Linked DNA regions of Homo sapiens: region 1 is linked to region 2. The links are chromatin contacts, found by Hi-C in ENCODE. All regions are on one chromosome and are shown on one strand. The core of a region is the stretch at or near the end of the contact, and the rest is flanking DNA. Distances in the headings are between cores, read along the strand shown. Region 1 holds the start of LINC02122 (long intergenic non-protein coding RNA 2122). Region 2 has its middle 99 kb from the start of LINC02122.

Region 1 (6,279 bases), core at 1,195-3,694, 98 kb after region 2:
TGTTACAATCAACCTGGTAATAATCTGAGGCCCAAGGAACCATGCTGTGGGACATACCCATCTGAAGGTGACATAGAAGCAGTGAATATTTTCCTTTCTAATTTACACGAGACTGTGAGGCTGTCAGGGTCTTGTGGTGACTGATAGTGCTGTTGGCCAGAGTGAATTAGCTGAACCTGGGCCAGGAAGACGCCCTTTGGAAGGGGTCCAGGTCAAAGGGAAGAATGTGGTTCAGGGAGACAGAATCTGCAGGAGACTGCAGCTGCAAAACAGCAGAGGCCAAGGCAGGTGCTGGAGGTCAGGGCCGTGGTGGGACAGGCAGCAGAGGCCCTTTGGGGCCGAACTTGGATAGCAGAGGCAGTGACAGGCAGTGCCCCTAAGGTGACTCACAGATGGATGAAAATTACTCTTTGGGAAGTTCCATATGTATGTGGGGGATCTTGCAAGGTGCTGTAAGAACAGTCGGGGGCTTGCTGTTTCCAAAATACGGGCCGTAGTGGTCATGCCATTTCATTCAAATCCATAGATACAAACTGGTATGTTGAGGATGTTTGTGATATAAATGTGTGAATCATAGAACAGTTGGAAAGCAGTCATTTACTTATTTTAACAATATATATATACCTTTTAGAAATCTAAATATATTAGCAATTACACAGACATACACACACACACACACACACACATTCCAACAATGCATAGCCTGCAATTAAATGCAAAGGCATTTGCAATTAATTTTAAATTACTTACATATTAATGGATGGTTTTAAGATGATTGAGCACAGTTTGTCCTCAAGCATTTCAACATTTAAACATACTCCTTACCTCCCTCTAATCTTATTTGCACTGTTAATTTGCTTAGCAAATATTCTCTGCTAACATCATTTTTGTGTGTGCTCCTAAATTACGCAACTGTAAAGACTTAAGCTCTGCTCCAAGGTAAATGCCAGACAACTGGAAACCAAAGGAAGGTGTGTGTGTGTGTTGTGGGGTGCATGTGGCTCACCGTTTTCTTAGAAGAGACAGGATGTCCATTGTATTAGGGTTCTCCAGAGAAACAGAATCAATAGGAGACCTTACACACACACACACACACACACACACACACACACACACACACACACACACAGAGCTATTACGAGGAACTGGCTCACATGATTGTGGAGGCTAAGAAGTCCCACTGTCTGCTGTTTTGCTAGCTGGAGATTTGGGAAAGTTGGTGGTATAATTCAGATTCAGTCCGAAGGCCAGGAAACCAAGAGAGCAGATGGTATAAATCCCAGTCAGAGGGCAGGAAAAGATGAGATGTCCCACCCAAGCAGGCGGGCTGGGAGAAAAAAAGGTCAAATTTCTCCCTTCTCTGACTTTTGTTCTACTCGGGCACTCGGTCGAATGGATGGTGTCCATGCACTTTGGGAAGAGCAATTTACTGAGTCCACTGATGCAAATGCTAAACTCATATGGAAACACCCTCACAGACATACCCAGAAATACGGTTTAATATGGGCACCTATAATTCAGTCAAGGTGACACATACAATTAACCATCACATCCATCTAACATGGGCTGGCAAGGCATTGGTTAAATGAGGGTACAGCCCATGTTGGGGAGGAATGGAATCCTCCTGACTAGCCAAGGGCTTTAATCTTTAGTTCTCAACTCTGGCAGCACATCAGAATCACTATGGAGTGATTCGTGAATACGTCTGGGCCTGCGTCAGGAGCCGTGTGACCATCCTGCCTGGTCAGCCACAAAGTTACAATGCTTCCTTCCTGGGTAACCTGCCACCAGGAGCACATGGCACAGCAAGGCTTGGAAGAAGGTGAAACAAGGAAATCACCAGGCGTTCTTCACTCTTTACCTCTCACTCTTTGTTTTGACAATTTTGGCCTGCTGGCTACTTCGTATTTCTGTTTATGAAAAGAGGAAGTCTGACTCTGCCAAATAGGAAAGGAAGAATCGTAATTGTGTTATTGGTGGAGGGTCTTGACTACAACTTGTCCCAGTTCTTGGCGTTTTGAACCAAGAATTGGACAAATTAAACAAAGCAACCAAAGAATGAAGCAACAAAAGCACAGACTTGTGGAAACGAAAGTATACCCCACAGGGTGGGAGTAGGCGCCAGCGGCTCCAGAGCACTGGTTATAGAACGTTCTGGGGTTTAAATACCCTTTAGAGGTTTCCCAGTAGTTAGTTGGTTTACACCCTATGTAAATAAAGGAGTGGCCCACAACCAGTCTAATGGGTTGTGGAAGGTGACGAGTCAGACTGAAGTGAAGTTACCAAGTAATACCCTATGCAGATGTCTGATTGGTTGTAGGAAGGGGACCAATCAGAGGTACTTGCCATTTCTCATCTGCGATGCAGAAAGGGGTGCGGGTTGCAAAGGGAGTAGCCTCTGTTTTTTTGTTACTTAAGCATGGGAAGTTGGAGTTTTCCTTTTGATTCATTTCTAGGAAGTCGGTGCAAACTGGCCCTGCCTCCAGACCCTATTCTCCAGCATGAATTGCATCTCATCAATGTCATTTTCACTTTTGATGATGAAGGCTGATTACCTTGTAGAGAGAGAAGTCATAGGGATGTTATGTCCATGGAGCGTGGCCTTAAGTGGACCTATTTCTTGGGGTCTCCAGATCTGTTTGGAACTTCAAAATTATTCAAGAAAAGGTGTCTCATCAGCAGAAGACTGAACAGTTTTACCTAATGGTATCTTGAGTAGAAATGTAACCTAGAAGAGTTTATTGAAAATCCTCCTGGCTGATGCTTATTTCTTGGAATCCTGAGTCTTACACTTGCTACCTAATAAAAAGAAGGAAGATTCTTCTCAGCAAGGTTGGTTTTTTGATCCTTTATGACACAGAATTGGGAGTAACTGGGGAGAAATATAAAAGGTCTGAGACTAGATAAGGCTGGTGGAGGAATTGAGTGGTATTTCAATCAAGAAAGGGAGGGAACAGCTATATATACGAGAAAATGAAGAAAACAAAATGTTTACATTTTCTTTGTATTGAAATGTTGTCGTGTTCTATTACCCCTTTTGTGGTGTTCAAGAAACTCAAGTACAGATCTTGAATACCTTTGGCTGGACTTGCTTTATTGGCTACAGCTCTGCATTAAGACTGCTCCAGTAGGGTCACAGACTTATAAAAAGCTCTTCAGACTCTCTCAACCAAACAAATCCATGCACTCCATAGATTTGTTTTTTCAATCAATTATTTAGCCCTCAAGGGGTTTTTTATACTCATAAAGTGTAAAAAGTCATTTCAGATCCCTCTACTCATGAAGGAAGGGGAGGGGGGGAGGGAGGGAAGTAGAGGGGGGGAGGGAGAAAGAGATAGGGAGGGAAACAAGGAGGCAGAGAGAAAAACGAAACAATGAGGTTTTGACTTCCCTTGAGCCACTAGGCTGGAGTGCAGTGGTACGATCTTGGCTAACTGCAGCCTTGACCTCCCAGGCTCAAGCAATCCTCTCACCTGAGCTTCCCAAATAGCTGGGACCATAGGTGCACGCCATCACACCTGGCATATATATATTATTTATTTTATTTTATTTTTATTTTTTTTGTAGAGACAGGGTTTTGCCATGTCATGCAGGCTAGTCTTGAACTCCTGAGCTCAGGTGATCACCCACCTCAGCCTCCTAAAGTGCTGGGATTATAGCCATGAGCCACCATGCCTGGCCACAACCAGCTTTAAATAAGAGCTCTGGACAAGAATTAAGCTGGAATTCCCGAAAGCATCCATTGTATGTAATGAATTAGCTGTCTCTTAGGCATTTAGATTACTACCAGTTACTTAGAATTCAGAGAATTGAGAAAATAGTCAAAAAAATAATTTTCTGTGTTCTATGGTTCAGATGAGAGATATTATCTGAAAAAAAATCTAGTTTAGATCAGTTTCTTGACAGTGGCACTATTGACAATTTGGGCCAGATAATTATTTGTTGTGGAGGTTTCTCTGTGCATTGTAGGATGTTTGGCAGCATCCCTGGCTTGTACCCACTAGATGCCAGTATCTCCCTCTCCCTTTCTTTCTCACACACATACACAATCATAATAATCAAAAATTTCTCTAGATTTTTGCCAAATGTCCCTTGGGTGGCAAAATCCCCCCTAGTTGACTAGTCTAAATCCTTGCTGGTCCAGTAGGGTCATAGATTTATAAAAAGCTCTTCAGGCCATCTTTCAACCAAATAAATACATGCACTCCATAGATTTGTTTTTCCAATCAATTATTTAGCCCTCAAGGGGTTTTTTATACTCATAAAGTGCAAAAAGCCATTTCGGACTTTTTGCTGAATAATGATAGACATTAGTGTCTATCAGCTTGAGCATCTCCTGGGAAGCTTGTTGAAATTCTGGAATCTCATGGCCCACCTAGACCTTCTATATCATAATCGGCATTTTAACAAAATCCCCGTGTGATGTGCATACGCACCAAAGCCTGAGAGGCACCCCCAGTTTTGCAAAGGTCTGCTTGATTGAGCCCTGTTGAGAATCTATCATGAGCATACTAAAAGACAAAAGTATAACAAATTTGCTTTAAATATCTTAATTGGCTTTTATTTGCAATTCTAGAATCGGGCAACACCACATTCTATAAAATGAGTGTTCCCATGAGCTGAGTAGAGGAGGTGGGCTTTACAGACAGAAAAAGGCAGAAGAAAGCAGAAACAGTGAAAGGAAAAGCAGACTGGTTGTTTCAAAGTTATTTTCCTTGTATAGTTTAAACCCAGGGGACTTCTTTAGCTTGCCGGCTGAAGTGAACTGGGCCCCTTGAGATTGGTTGCTATGACTCTCCTGGCCTTTCTTTTTCTTTCTTTTTTCTTTTTTTTTTTAAAAACTGGCCTGTTTCAGAGCTCAGTTGGATCAGGTGGCACCTAGCATGAGTGACTCCATTCCCGTTTGGTCTGATTTGCGGGAGCCTAGCACAGGAGGCTAGTCCAAAACCATGGCCTCTTATGAATTTCATTTAACAAGCAAGATATCTTGGCATGCTGTGGGGATAAACTGATAGACATAATCCCAGGTCTCACTGAATAAGTCTGCACTTGTTCAGCTAAGCTAAATGTATTATATGATTCTCACACATGTCCATATGATCAAATAATATGTAGCCAAAAATTATGATGCAGATCTATATTTATTTACATGTATTGATGTTCATAACATATCTTGTTAAGTGAAAAAGCAGATTGCAAAATAGTATATATCACACAGTATGATCTGTTTTGCAGACACAAATTAATTCAAATTATATGTACATAAGAAATATATCAGTGTATATAAACATTCTTTAGCATATCTTGGAGAAAGATTATTGTTGATTTTTATCTTCCTTAAAATGTTTTCAGCATTTTTCTGAATTTTTACAATGAACGCATATTATTTTTATAACTAGAAAAGACAATTTCTTCAATTTTGCAAAAGACGGCCTTAACAGCTACATCTGCTCTGCCTCATAGTCTGTTCTCATAATAAAGAGGTCCAAGATTTATAAAATATGTCTAGAGTATTCCTTTTCTGGCTGAAATCCACCCATTTTTTCACCCAGAGAACAGGATCCAGATCTAAGGGTAGATATGATTCTATGATAGTCCCTGGGCTGGAGGCCCCTATACTCTCTGTGGTGGGGTGGGAGTGGGGGTTCAGAATGCTATAACATTTGATGTTATGGTTAGAGCTGGGGTGGGGCCAGATCATGATTCACCAATCCCATTTCCTCCTGGGCACAGAGCTGGGCTACATTTCCTAGACTTCTTTGTGGTTCAGTTTGGTCTTGACTAAAAGAATGTGAACAGAAGTGATACATGACACCCCACTCCTGGTCCTTAATACCTCTGGATGTGATTTGCTGTGCTGTTTCCCCTATGCTGGGTGGATACAGAAAGTTCACGTGAGATAGATGGCAGAGTCACAGGGGAAGGACCCTGGGCCCCTGCCTCACATGCTGATGCAGAGCAGGCTGCTGATGGAGAGCATATTTTGAACTTTATATAAGCAAGAAATAATAAACCTTGATCACATATGAGCCCATACACATTTGGGGGGTTTGTTTGTTACAGACCACTTACATTCTGTTTTGAATAAAGTACTGTTGCTATGCAGAGGAAAGAGAACAGGAAGTAATTAGTAAAGAAGCAGTAGCCTCTGAAGGAGGACTAGTTTGAATAAGCCAAATCACGTTTAACTAGAGTCTTACAACTAGGCTTATGAGAGCATTTATTGGCACAGATGATATAAATGGAAAAGGCCAGATACTTGGGCTCTGCCTAATAATC
Region 2 (5,696 bases), core at 2,276-4,775:
TGGGGTGGTGGAAGGGAAAAAGAAAAAAAGGCTTACTGAAGATCAATTCACCAAGAAGGAAAAAATAGTTGGTGACTTAACTCTTTGTTTCTGGACTTATTATTATTATTATTTTTAATTGACATAATTGTCCATATTTTGGGAGTACAGTGTGATACTTTGATACATGTATAAAATGGGTAATGATGAAGTCAGGGTAATTAGCATATATCACCCCAAACATGTGTCATTTTTCTGTGTGAGGAACATTCAAAATCCCCTCTTCTAGCTATCTGAAAATACATAATACATTGTTGTTAATTATAGTTATCCTACATTGTTATGGAACCCTATAACTTATTCCTTCTACCTGGCTGTAATTTTGCACCTGTTTACCAGCTTCTGGCTATCTCTTTTTCTGAAAGTTCTGTTCAGAGGGTCAAAGGCATAGCTCACCTACCAAGGGGGTAGATGCACACTACCTCCCTATCTCTGTCTCCTAACCCTGTGAGCTTTACATCAGATTTTAGAAACTGGAATGTTGTCTCCAGAGAGTATGGCTCAGGATTTGCCTCCCTTGGGTCTCTGCAGAGAATGGTATGAATTCCCACTTCCATCCAAGTCTCCCACCCAAGCCAGAGCTCCTTGCTTCAAGTCTAAAAATACATTCCTATTGCACTTAAAATAAGATTTTGCCTTCACACTCTGATATTCCCACTTCCGTTAGTACATTCGGTAGTTGGGATGATAATTATATTCAATCTTCTTAAAGATAGATGAATTGAGCTTCACTCCAGCCTAAGGTTCCCATGTGACCTAGCATTAAACCCTGGCTTTACTCCCTGATTTATGCCCTTACCTTATAGATATGGGCTATTTTCCCCACAGGATCATAAGCTTCTCCAAGACAAGGAATAGGTCTTATTCGACTTTGGATCCCAGAACACAGCACAGTGCTTGGCACTCAGTAAGGGGCCAGTGACATGCTGAACAGAACTGAAATCAAGTTATTCTGATATAGCCCCTCTGGAGACCATTACACATATATCATCATGGGTTAAGAATTCAATGAGCTAGGTCACAATTCTGTCTTGCCAATATTGGGAATGTGTATATATATATATTATATATAATATATATATATATATTATATATTATATATTTTATATATATATATATATATATATATATTTTTACCCGATACAGATACTGAGAAAAAGTTTGGAGACCAGCTGTAAATAGAGTCAAGAGCATGCATATTCCTTCAGACTGCTGGGCTCCTCCAACTTCCAAGGGTCCAAGGCAGAGCCTGGGTATCCCAGGCAGCTACCCCTGAGGTGGGTATGAAGAGTCAGAGGTCAATCCCTTTGGAACCCAGGCCATGAAGCTGGGGAAGGTGCCCAGGTTGGAGTCCTTTCACACTGCTGTGAGCCAGGCTTTCTGCTGTCTTTAAACCTAGATGATTCAGGCTGCTGGCCTAGCCCCTCCAGATTCAAAGGCCCTTTGCCTGGGCTGGAACTGTCCTCACCGTCCATGGGTCATTAGGACGCTTCATCCTTTCATCTAGCCAACCAACATTTCCTGGACGTATGTTGCCTTCCTGCACTTCTGGGCCCAGCTCCTGAAGAGCTTGTGGCCGTGGTGGCCAGGAGGTGCAGGACCTCCTGCTTCTGAGACTGACCTCTTCCCGGGCTTTCTTCTCTGTCCAGGAAGGTGCCTATGCCCCTGCTGTGTGTCAACTCTGCTGTCTCTGCAGCCATCTCAGGAGTTCAGAGAGCTCATTTTCCCTCTTCTTATATCAAAGTTTCCTGTGTGTTAACAATGAAAGATACCAAAACTAGCTAATGAAAATTGTGGCCTAATATTTATATTTAAGAAAATGATTCATTTAATAAGAAATGTCACACTTTGCTGATGTTTATACACAAAACGCTATTAAAAATATTGGTCTGAAACAAGACATCAAAAATTTTGTAGCAAAATAATATAATTTAAAAATTGATAAAACAGAATATCATAACTATTATGATTTAAATCATTGTTACATTCTGTTCATAATCTATTAATTCTAAAAATAAACCAAAAATGGCCCATCACAGAAGGAAGTGTCACACAATATAAATGGGCTAATTACAAGATAATTTTAGGAAATGTAGAAAATATTAATTTATAGTGCCTTAGAGACAGTCTGGGTCTGGGAATTTAAAATTGAATGGTGACATCTTTCCATCCTCTAATTTTATCTCTGCTATACCCACAAGCTTAAAAGTTGAGGCTTTCTGTGACTGTGCGGCATAAGAACAATGGGTTTTTGCCCCTTCTTTGTCCCCTGAGATGGCATTATAAATAGGCCCTGCCCCCACCAACCCTGCCTCCAGGATGGCAGCCTGTGAATGCAGAACGCCTATAGCCTTCTAGCCGTGTCTGTGGCAAGGGCATGTGCCAGTGGGGAAGCACGAGCTTTGGACCTGAGGACATCTGGGACAGCTCTTGGTGTCAGTGCTCCACCCATGCCTGGGTCCCTCTACCATTGGCAAGCACCTGTCTAGTCTCATCCCAACAACCAGCTTCTGTTTCTCTTAGCCAGAGAATTTCCATGCTGTAAATGACATCAATGACTGCTGGAACCAATATGTTAGCAGAGTAGGAACATACCTGGAAGTTTACATTTTGCTGGGAGGTGTCCTCAACTAAGGACCTACTGTTGCAGGGGTATAAATATCCCCGCTGTCCTGCCTCCTGACTGGATCACTCTAAAGACTGACATTGTCTTCAGAGCCTACTTTCAGGCCTTTCCCTGACATTGCCTGTTTACTTGGTCTATTTCCCTTCCTGGCACCATGATTTGTGATGTGAGTGCTAGAAGAGGATTCAGAATTTGATTTTAATTACTCTTAGTGTCATCTCCTGACCATGGACATCTTAAGTGGTTTTTGTCAGTGTTTACTTTGAAAAGAGAAGTCCTGTCTCTCCCAGGGCCACTGTCTTCAGAGCCTCTGGGTTGGTGACAGGCTGCTGGGGCTGGGGTTCCCATGGGGGAGATGAGGCTGAGCCCAGAATGAGAATCAAATGGCCCTGCATTCAGGAAACTCTCAGAATTTGTCACCTTATATACAATATCTGTAGTCAAATCCAAGTGATTCATTTCCTTTTTCTGAAGCCACAGAGCTATAGGGATCCACTCTCATGCTTCCTCCCTAGCCGTCTTCATTTTCCTAGCCTCCTTCATTTCACTCACTTCATTCTTCCTAAACACAGTGAGATTCTTTTAGGTCAGCTGCCCTCAGCCTCTATTCTCTGGGGTCTTTAACATCTGCTTTGGGTTGCTACTTCAACTCCTGAAGAACTCCCCTTTGCTGTTAATTATAAATGCAGGTGGTATAAATAACCATTTGAAATGAGTCAGAGATGACCTGATAAAGTCCTCTGCATTGAGCAGGCTAGATGGCGCTGGAAAGAGAGGCTGGGCTGAGCAGGTGGTAGGAGAAGGTTCCCTTGGGTACAGGAAGTGGGAGTGGGAGGGCCGTGTGCCCAAGTGGAAAGAGCATTTCAAGAACAGCTTTGGCTCAATTGTGGCCGCAGAATCTGGCAAGCACACCACAGGCTTTGTTGCCTTCAGTGCCAAAAGCCAAGAAAACCAGCCCTTGCTGGCCTTGGAGCGAGCAGGGAGAAGAAAAATCCGAGGAATACATTGTCTGACTGTCGCCGTGGACAAGTGTTCCCGTGCAAGCAGATGACCTCTTTCCCGGAACAAAGCTCCATGTTTTAATAGCAGAAATCTCCCAGAAGGAAATGTCAAGGTAAACAAGTGTTGGGGCAGATTATACAGCGGACTCCTCCCGTCTAGAATTCTCTTTTTGGAAAGTGCTCTCTGAAGGGTTGTAGCCTCTATAGCATGAGCCCCCACAAAGATGGGTTTCTGTCCTCCAAGGAAAAGCATGTCAGGTAATCCCTGATGGAAAGGGGAACTTCAGAGGAACATAGGGATAGAGCTTTATTCCCAAGGGCAAAGCAGGCGGTGGCACGGAACAAATGCATGGGACCTCAGGGAGCCCTTTGTTTAGAGTAGCACTGAGGTGCCTCTGTCCCCCTAGCCATTGACATAAAGGTCACAAACCCGCAGCATGACTTTCCTTCCCCTCTTTCCACCAGGATTAAGTTTAGTCTCAGGTCATGACTTCTAAAGTGCATCTGAGATACACACCACCTTGCCAGGACCAGATGCAGGTCAAAGAAGGGTCAATGAAGCAAAATCAAAACCAGAAGGTTTTCTATTTCCTTCAAGGACATTAACAAAGGGAGCACTGTTGCCAAAGGATATAATAGCAAATGTCAATTAGTCCTGGAAGCACATCTTACATGACTAAACCTGATGCTGTGTGGAGGCCACTCTTAACCCTCGCCACCACTGTATGTACAGAGCACATGCTGCACCTGTCAAGTCACCCTGTTTGCCCAAAACATTAACTGGCCCTTCCTTTGTTCCTACTAATCACTCCTAATTCTGTGTGTTGCAGCTGTATTGTCAGGCCCTTCCCTGCTTTATTTCTTAGGGCATCTATTGTTATTATTAAATGATTGTTTTTTTGTTTTTTTTTTTGAGACGGAGTCTCGCTCTGTCGCCCAGGCTGGAGTGCAGTGGTGCGATCTCAGTTCACTGCAAGCTCCACCTTCCAGGTTCACGCAATTCTCCTGCCTCAGCCTCCCCAGTAGCTGGGACTACGGTGCCCGTCACTACGCCCGGCTAATTTTTTGTATTTTTAGTAGAGAGGGGGTTTCGCCGTGTTAGCCAGGATGGTCTCGATCTCCTGACCTCGTGATCCACCTGCCTCGGTCTCCCAAAGTGCTGGGATTACAGGCACGAGCCACCGTGCCTAGCCTAAATGATGTTTTTTATGGAAACCCAGCACATGGTAGGCAGGGATTCCTTCCTGCTTCCTAGACTTCAAGCATCCACCCTGACAGTGCTGGTTCTGCTCTGAGCCTTCTTTTCCTCACTCGCATGAAGATGCCTGTCTGGTTGACAGCATGTCTGGGCAAATACTTCTTATCCATTAACTAAGCATTAACAGACTTGCCCCGTGTGGTCCTCAGACTGGGGTACTGATTACTCTGATGAGAGATGTATGGCTGCCAACAACAGGGGTCTGGAAAAAGAGGCCACATTGTTTATTTTATGCCCAGGTCCAGAGTGGTCCAGAGCGCCTGTACAAGGCACAGTACAGTTCTATAAAGTCAGTGTCATCTCCTTTAGTTAAGATGGGGTGGAGGCAGCTCACAGGTGAAATTCCTCCCTTTGGCATCCTCTGGAGAAAGCCCATGCTCTCTCTGACACTCACTGGAATGTGGGCCCCAGGGCAGAGATGGATTTTTCTGCTCCAGCCTCCACTCTGAGCACTCATGCTAAAGCTGCTGGTGGCAGGCTGAGGCTGTTTCATGGATTACTTGGAATGTTGCATAAGGAAAATCTTCAGAGATGAGCTGGAATTCTGAGGTATCAGTGTGATCTCAGTTTTGTGCAAACATTGTCCTCCCCATAGTTTCTAAACTATCCATCCTCCCTCTCCAAGTCTCTTCGTGATGGCTCTGCTGCTGCTGCCACCCTAGTGTCTCAATGGATTGAGTGGCTGTGTGGCATTTGCCCAACTCTGTTCTGCTGGCTATTGACCATCACCATGGGGTGAGCTTGAGGAGGAGCCCCAGGCTTCTGTGGCCAC

The links. Hi-C counts contacts between places; a loop is a spot of excess contacts on that map. Pooled maps may share reads with other maps.
Region 1: a loop to region 2 is called in a pooled map, with 2.4 times the contacts of the local background. The contact joins the promoter of LINC02122 here to the enhancer-like site in region 2. A Hi-C loop is called at or near these places in 1 of 50 pooled maps.

What each region holds. Positions count from the first base shown.
Region 1 is chr5:74,099,293-74,105,571 of GRCh38, reverse strand. It overlaps LINC02122 (long intergenic non-protein coding RNA 2122), which reads left to right and starts at 2,444. Exons shown (of 3, transcript NR_183289.1): 1 at 2,444-2,832.
Region 2 is chr5:74,199,325-74,205,020 of GRCh38, reverse strand. No RefSeq gene overlaps it. Among named protein-coding and RNA genes, the nearest start is that of LINC02122, 99 kb to the right of the region's middle. RefSeq lists enhancers at 3,263-3,312, 3,333-3,402. Within about 2 kb of position 3,525, at least 10 of the 41 ENCODE cell types and tissues checked have a DNase peak (open chromatin) inside an H3K27ac peak, as active enhancers do.